Linked DNA regions of Homo sapiens: region 1 is linked to region 2. The links are chromatin contacts, found by Hi-C in ENCODE. All regions are on one chromosome and are shown on one strand. The core of a region is the stretch at or near the end of the contact, and the rest is flanking DNA. Distances in the headings are between cores, read along the strand shown. Region 1 holds the start of ADAMTS2 (ADAM metallopeptidase with thrombospondin type 1 motif 2). Region 2 holds the start of COL23A1 (collagen type XXIII alpha 1 chain).

What was found. A loop is a pair of places that touch in the nucleus more often than their neighbours do.
Region 1: a loop to region 2 is called in a map with no recorded cell type, with 2.3 times the contacts of the local background. The contact joins the promoter of ADAMTS2 here to the promoter of COL23A1 in region 2. A Hi-C loop is called at or near these places in 1 of 37 single-sample maps with no recorded cell type.

Annotation. Positions count from the first base shown.
Region 1 is chr5:179,344,120-179,347,857 of GRCh38, reverse strand. ADAMTS2 (ADAM metallopeptidase with thrombospondin type 1 motif 2) reads left to right here and starts at 2,397. Exons shown (of 22, transcript NM_014244.5): 1 at 2,397-2,668; 2 at 3,697-3,738. The coding sequence starts at 2,530. LOC105377759 (a long non-coding RNA gene) reads left to right here. Exons shown (of 3, transcript XR_941311.3): 2 at 760-912; 3 at 1,079-1,497.
Region 2 is chr5:178,588,744-178,592,476 of GRCh38, reverse strand. It overlaps COL23A1 (collagen type XXIII alpha 1 chain), which reads left to right and starts at 2,084. Exons shown (of 29, transcript NM_173465.4): 1 at 2,084-2,573. The coding sequence starts at 2,280. RefSeq lists a silencer at 1,883-2,082 and an enhancer at 2,738-3,638.

The DNA of each region.
Region 1 (3,738 bases), core at 1,148-3,647, 760 kb before region 2:
TTCATCCACCACCCTGGTGGGTGACAGTGGGGGCACTAAAGGAAGGGCCAGGCAAGGGTGCTGCTCCATCCCCAACTCATCCCTGGTGGCAGGGGCACGGGTGATGTGGGAAGAATCAGCTGCCTGGGGTTATTCAGTGTCCAGGAGACAAATTCTTTCCCCCAAAAATATCCCAAAGCAAGTATCCCAAAGTATACAAAATAATTTAGCTCTGTGAACCTGTTAGAAGATGCCATCAACTCATAAAGTCAGAGTTACTCCTTTTCAGGCCTCCTTTCATCCTTCCAATCACATCAGAACAACGACCTCTGTGCTAGTCCATCTTAAGGCTTTTGTAACACTTACTAATCAGCTTCAGCCTTCGGTATCTTTAGCAGGTCAAAGTATCTGGAATTTGATAACATTTCTCTTCTTGTTGTATTTATTTTTAGCAATTATCTTTGATTTATGGAAACATGGTGAGATGCTGGCTTTTCCATTTATAGTAGTGATTTAAAGTATCCTTTAAAAAATTGAAAAAAGTTTTAGGCGCTGTGTAAAGAAATACCCAACCATAGACACGGCAGGAAGGTGCAGAACATGCCCCTTGAAGTAGGGGCGGCTGCTGGTTGGGTTTCACTCGTGTTTCGAAGAGGATGGAAGCGCTGACAACCACAGGAGGAATGCGTCATGGGTTCCAGGACAGCAACTGGCTGGACCCAACTCTGGGCTGCCTAGCTCCCCCAGCCTTCACAATTCAACTCATGCCACCTCTTACAGGAAGTCCTCCTGGATGCCCAGCTCTGGAGTCATCTCTGTGGTATACTAGGATTCCAGTTCCAACTTTCTCTGGAACCAGTTGGGTCATCACAGGTCACGAGAGCAGATGCCTACAGAGAGTGAGGAGAGGCGGGACCTGCCACAAACTGCAAGGTAAGTGCCCATTTAATGGTTGCTAAGCAGGACTGTGGGGCTAGCGTGGCCACATCTTCCAATATCTCAAGAAAAGTTACCAATCTAAATTTCCATGTGACATCTCACCATGCCTGGGAGCTGGATCCAGCCTCGGGCACCCTTAGGTGACACAGAAAGAGTACAGCTTGCAGGTGAAGATGGCTGTCCAGCTGCGATGCTCTCACACCCAGGACCCACAATCGAAAGAACCAAGGACGTGAGATCACAGTTAGAGCCTGCTGTGTAAGTCGTGTTTCCCCCAACGACTGGGACCTCCTGGCCAGCAGGGAGAGGCCTGAGTCATCTCCGGGTCCTCTGCCCCTGGCCAAAGCAAAGACCAAAGCCCTGGCCACACAGACCTGGGGCAGGGCAAATGAGAAAATCAAAGGGGTGGGTGTTCACCCTCTGGGGAAGTGAGGCAGAAATTGGGGGTCCCAGGGCAGAGATGATCAACAGCCTGAGAGGGGGCTCTCAGGCAGGCCCTGGAGAGAGGCCGCTGAGCTCAGACAGCATGGGAGGATCAGGGCCTTGCTGGAGAGGAGGGACTGGGGAGGGGTTCCGGTTGGCAACGGGCTCTAACAGCAAACTGGCCCCAGAATGGGCCCAGGTGTCCTTGGATGCTTGGGTGGAAAAGGTAGGCAGAGCTTGGAGAGGCCATTTCAGGTTGGGGGCCGGGAGTGCAATGGCGGGAGGACAGAATGCATACGTGGGGTTGAGGACAGGTGAGGGCAGGAGCCTGACTGTGCTCATGGGCAGAGAGCCCAGGTCTGGCAGGAAGAGGCTGTGCTGAGGCTGCAGCGGAGGGATGGGAAGGCAGATGGGGGACAGGGGACAGGGACTTCAGAGGAAGAGGAACTGGGGACTGAAGGAGCCTTGCCTCTCTCAGTAAGGGCAAAAGTTGATCTTTGGGGTCGCGCCCTGGGTGTACCCTCCTAACAGCATCTTCTGGCCTTTGCGGCCTCTATTTGGGCATTCGGCCTGGCTCAGACCTTGGACCCAGTAGTCAGTCCCCCCTCCCCTTTCATTCCCTCACCCTGTCCTGCCCCAGAGCACAGAGACAGGGGGATGCACCCCTTGAATTCCAGGGCTGATGGGTGGGACCCGGCACCCCAAGGGCTCTCTAGGTGGGGACGTTCGGCCGGCGCCGCTCCTCGGAGGTTGTGCCCCTGGGGTGGCTGGCGGCGGGGCTCCCCCGGCCCGGCCCGCGGCGCTTCTCTGCCGCCGCCTCGGGGTGTCTCTGCTTCGCTGCGAGCCCGGCACCGCGGCGACGGCGGCGCGAAGAGGGAAGCGGGCGGCGGCGGCGGCCGCGCCAAGATGCGCCGGGTCACCGCAGGCTGAGGCGCCCGCCGTCCCCGCCCTCCCCCTCGCTCGCCTCCCTCCCTCCCGCCTGCCTCCCTCGCTCGCTCGCTCCTTCCCTCTCCCCGCCTTCCCTCCGCGCTCCCCCGCCCGCCCCTCCGCGCCTCGCCTCCTCCGCCCCGCGCCCTGCGGTGCTGCAGCTGCGGGCGGCTCCAGCTGCCCCCAGATGTGGGCTGGGCGGCTCGCGGGGAACTTTCGCGCCGGCTGCGAGTGCGGGGCCCCGGCTGCAGTCCGGCTGCCATGGATCCGCCGGCGGGAGCCGCTCGCCGCCTGCTCTGCCCCGCGCTGCTGCTGCTGCTGCTGCTGCTGCCGCCGCCGCTCCTGCCGCCGCCGCCGCCGCCCGCGAACGCCAGGCTCGCCGCCGCCGCCGACCCCCCAGGTAGGTGCGGCCCGGCCCCTACTCCCCGGGACCCCCGCCGGCCTGGCCCTGTCCCGCGTGCCCCGCCGCCCCCTCCCCAGGCGTCGTCCAGCCTGACTTGGGCAAACTCCGCGCGCCCCGCCCGGGGCCAAGTTGGCCAACTTCGGGGCCGGGTTGGTCGCGCAGGGGGCGCCCCGCACCGCCCCCGAGCGCCTTGGGCCGGGGGAGCCTCGGAGCACTGGCGGCTCCTGAGTCGCGGAGGGTGGGGACGGAGGGCCGGGAAAAGCCCCGCGGCCAAGAGCGCAGAGTCAGCCCCAGCGGGTCCGAGGGGGGAGCCAGGGCGAGGCGGCGCCGGGGCTCGCGTCCGGGGACGCTCCGGAGGAGCCGGCTGCCGAGCGCGTAGCCTTGGGCCCTAAGGATTGGTTGGGGCGCCCCGCAGGGAATCCCCGGAGATCGGAGGGACCCTGTTCCACCCCTCCCAGTCCTCGGGCGCTCGGGGAGACGGGGCCGGCAGCGGGCTGAGCGGGAGCTGGACAGGCAGGACAGGCCGCTCGTGCTCGGGGAAGCCGAGACTCCGCCGCTCCGGAGGCTGGCGGTGAGGGCACTCGGGCGGCAGGGGCCCGCCGAGGGGTCGTGGCACACGGGTAAGGGGGCCAACCCGGAATGGCTTCCGAGCAGCTCCACGTCCTGCCAAGGACGGTAGGTGCAAGGGTCGGGGGACTCTCTGACGGGGTCGTCCCTTCGGGCACGGGGAGGTTCCCACCGAGCCCCAACCCTGAACGGGGCAGGGGGCAGAGCTCTTGGCAGGCAAGGTCTCCGGAGGAGGGAACGGCTGGGGAGTGGCGGAGCCCCGGAGTGGTGGCCCTGTTAACGCCCCTTCCCGGTTGCAGGAAAGCCGGGGAGGTGCAGGCTGGCTTCTGGGGTCGCCTGGCGGAATGCCCCTTCCCTTCGCAGTGGGGCGGGGTCTGGGGGGGCGTGGCTTGCCGGCGGGTCTCTGAGGCACTGGGGCTCCGTGGTCTCCGCCGATCTAACGCCCCTTCCCGTTGCAGGCGGGCCCCTGGGGCACGGAGCGGAGCGCATCCTGGCGGTGC
Region 2 (3,733 bases), core at 835-3,334:
GATAGGTTAGTGGATATTCTTTTATTCCCCCTCAAGATCTGCCCTTCTTCCTTCTGCCTCTGCTCTCTGCCCTCTAGGAGGCTGGCCCCTGCCCTGGAGGTTTGGTCATTGGAAGGCCCCAGTAGATCAGAGAGCAGGAGAGAGCAGTTGAGTATTTATTCTGTGAGCTCCCTCCCTTTCAAGCCATGGCTTTGCAGAGGCTGTTCCCCTTAACCAAGGGCCACAGGTGCTGTGGAGCAGCCCTCTTCTATAGCTCCAAGTTCCCCAGGGTTCCCAGTTAGGGATGGTAATGGCCTCCCACTGTCAATACCCGCAGAGTGCTGCTTCGGCCTCCCCTGCTGGCCCCTCTGATCTCCACTTTGTGAAGTGGCTCTACATTCAGGCTGTCTTGAGTCACCCTCTCTGAGGATGCCATCTATTCTTCCAGGACCCTAATGGACACAAGTAAGTCATTTTCTTTTTCGCCTTTTAGAATGAGTTGCAGACAGTATTTCCATCTTAATTCAGCCGCCCCAATTCCCTGATTAATCTTGTGGGCCACCTTAAATTGGGCAGTCTGGGAAGATCTTTTAGAAGCAGTGAGGTTGAGGACCTTGACCTGGAGGATGAGGAGGGGCTTGCCGTTTAACGATCTGAGAGCAGGAATGCAGGTAGTGAGGTGGTAGGCAAGGGCAGAGGCCCAGGGGCCAGTGAGCTTGGCTTTTTCAATACACAGAAGCTTCAGGAACATGGCAAACAATACATGCAGTAACATTAACATAGGTAGGTGGTGTGCAGTTTATGTGCCTGTAAGAAATGTAGTGCTGACTTGTAAGAGGGTGTTGGCCTCTTTTCAGAATGAGGCCAACTTTTCATTCTATTGGGCATACACCAGACTTTAGCACAGAGCCAAGTCTATCAACCATAACCCCCGGCCATCTCAGGGGTTCCCCTCTGAATTAAGGGAAGGAGATGGAACATGTTAGCCAGAGGCACTCAACAGTTCTAAAAGGTGAGTATCCACAGAAATGAGACAACCAGAAGATATCCAGAGTGAGAGGGAAGATGGATATAACGTTATTTTTCTTAAAAAAAAATGGTTGGGGGGTTACTCAAATCACAAAGATCTGAACTGCTGGTTTGTTGTTTCATTTAGGTATTACAGGAGTTAGCGAAAGAGTTACTTGGGACCCATTTAGGACATGAATATGCCTGGTAGGAATCTGAACCCAGCCTGACTTCCAGCAGTTCTTCCCTTTCCTGCCAAGACTTGTTAGTGCCACTCATTCTGTTCTCTGGACCCAGGCTGTACGCCACAGCCTTCTTGCCTCAGCCCTGTGATTTAAATTTGCAGCAGAATCGCAGTACAGGTTAAGTGTGGTGCATACTAGATCATAATTTTTGGCCAAGTTGTGCGTCTAATACAGAATTAAGTCATCAGTTGAACAAGACTTGAAGTTCATTTTCTGAATCTTTCCCATTCGTTATAGTCTCAGTTTTCTCAAAAGCCCTCTCCAGGCCAGAAACAGTCTTACCATTTTTGTTTCCCGCACCGAAGTCCGGCAGCTAAGAACTCGTGAGAAGATTCTAAGGGGCGTATTTCTGTTTGGCGCAATCTCGACCCTGCCTCTCTAAATGTGAGTGCGCAGAGGTCGCTTTCCGCCACGAAGCGGCGCTAATCCACCACCGAGGACAGACCCACTCAGTTTTTTGCAGGATTTGAAGTTTTGAACTTTTACAAGTGTCAGAAAGGTAATTCACAAGTTTAGAGGAATGTGCTAAGGCACGAGTGGTGGGTGCTCCAGCCAGGGGTGGGCTGCAGAAGGGGCGCGGTGTCGCCGGGCTCCCCTCCGACCTCTGGGGTCCACAGTGCGGGCTTGGGCTGGGGAAGCCTCAGAGGTGCGTGCGGGGGCGGGTGCCGGCGCCCGGGCTAGGTGAGGGCAGAGGTGCGCGCTGCGCGTGGGATCAGCCCGGCGCCGACGGGTGGCTCCGAGGAGCTCGCTCCTTCCTCGCCCCCGCCCCCTCGCCGCGCGGGGCCAGCCCGGCCGCTCCTCCCCTGGGTGGGTCCCTGCTCCTTTTCTGGCAGGGTCTATTTGCATAGAGGAAACTGCCCAAAGTGGCCGCTGTGGAGGAGCTGGCTGCGGCGAAGGGGGCGTGCGCGGCGATCCGCTGCTACCCGGAGGCTAACCCCCGCGCCCGGCGGACCTCGTGCCTCGGGCTGTCCCGCCTGCTCCTCTCGCACCCAGCCTCTGCCCCAGCAGCACCGCCCCCTCGGAGAGTCCACGCGCGACGAACGCGCCATGGGCCCAGGCGAGCGCGCCGGTGGCGGCGGCGACGCGGGGAAGGGCAATGCGGCGGGCGGCGGCGGCGGAGGGCGCTCGGCGACGACGGCCGGGTCCCGGGCGGTGAGCGCGCTGTGCCTGCTGCTCTCCGTGGGCTCGGCGGCTGCCTGCCTGCTGCTGGGTGTCCAGGCGGCCGCGCTGCAGGGCCGGGTGGCGGCGCTCGAGGAGGAGCGGGAGCTGCTGCGGCGCGCGGGGCCGCCAGGCGCCCTGGACGCCTGGGCCGAGCCGCACCTGGAGCGCCTGCTGCGGGAGGTGAGCGTCTTGGCGCGTGGCTGGGGCGGACTTGGGTGTGTCGGGTTGAGGGTGGCGGTACGCTGGGAGCCGGGGGCAGCGTGCAGGTCTCTGGGAGGAGGGTCGCCCGCCGGCTGCGTGCGCTCGGGGCCGTCCCAGAGATGGGCACGTCTGCGCCAAGGCGGAGGCAGGGGGTGCCGGCCCCAAGGGGTTTTGCGGTCTCCGCTCCGGCCTCAGGGTCCCGTGCCAGGCAGGCGGCCGCGAGAAAGGGGAAGGAGAGACCAGGGACTTTGGAGTAACAGACCTAGGGTCAGTCTCCACGGGGTGTGCGCTCGGACACGCCGCTTCCCGCCGGCGGCCAGAGTCGGGGATAAAGATGAGGCTCGTGGGAAGTATCTGGTGACTGTGACCAGTAGCACCTACTGTTCCTAACCAACGCTGGTACACCTGGAGAGGCGGTGGTCACGGCGGAGGAAAGCCTCAGACAGGCCCGAGGGCTGGGCCCCGCTGTGCTCCAGTGTGTCTCCAGCAGCTCAGGCCCCAAGACTGAGCGGTCACCGTCGCACTGAGGCCTCGGGGATGGGGGTGGGGGCGCCCACATGACTTGGTAAGATGAGAGGAAGGAGAAACAATCGGGGGTGGAGGACCTGGATTCTGGTTTCAGGCGGTGCCATCTGGGGTGTGGGCTCGCAGGACATCCGGAGTTTCCCGTCCCTTACCTGGGAATCGCGACTTCCACAGCTTACTTGAAAGCTCATATGAGGCTCTGTGACACTTCTAAGGGTTAAGATTGCTGCTGTGTGTCTTCAAAGAAAGAGCCACCTTTGGGTCCTCCAAGCCCTCACCCAGCATGTTGGTCAAAGCCTCCGCCTTTTGTGTGCGGCATGTGCGGCAGTTCCCCTCCCCACGAAACTGGACAGGCCCTGGTGGGCTGGCCAGAGCCTCCCCTGCCGAGCCTTCCTCCTTCTCCTGGGATAGATGGCTGCTCCAGACCCCAAGGTCGCTGTCCAAGGGCGCATCCTCAATTGCTGTGTGAAAACAGGCAGGGTTTCAAGGTGGAGGAGAGGGAGCACTGGCCTGTACACCCCCAATTCCCTAGACTGCCCAGCTGGGATCTTTATTAACGTATCCAGCTGTGTTTCCAATGTTGAGTTCCTTTGGATTCCAAAGGAAAGTGGGAG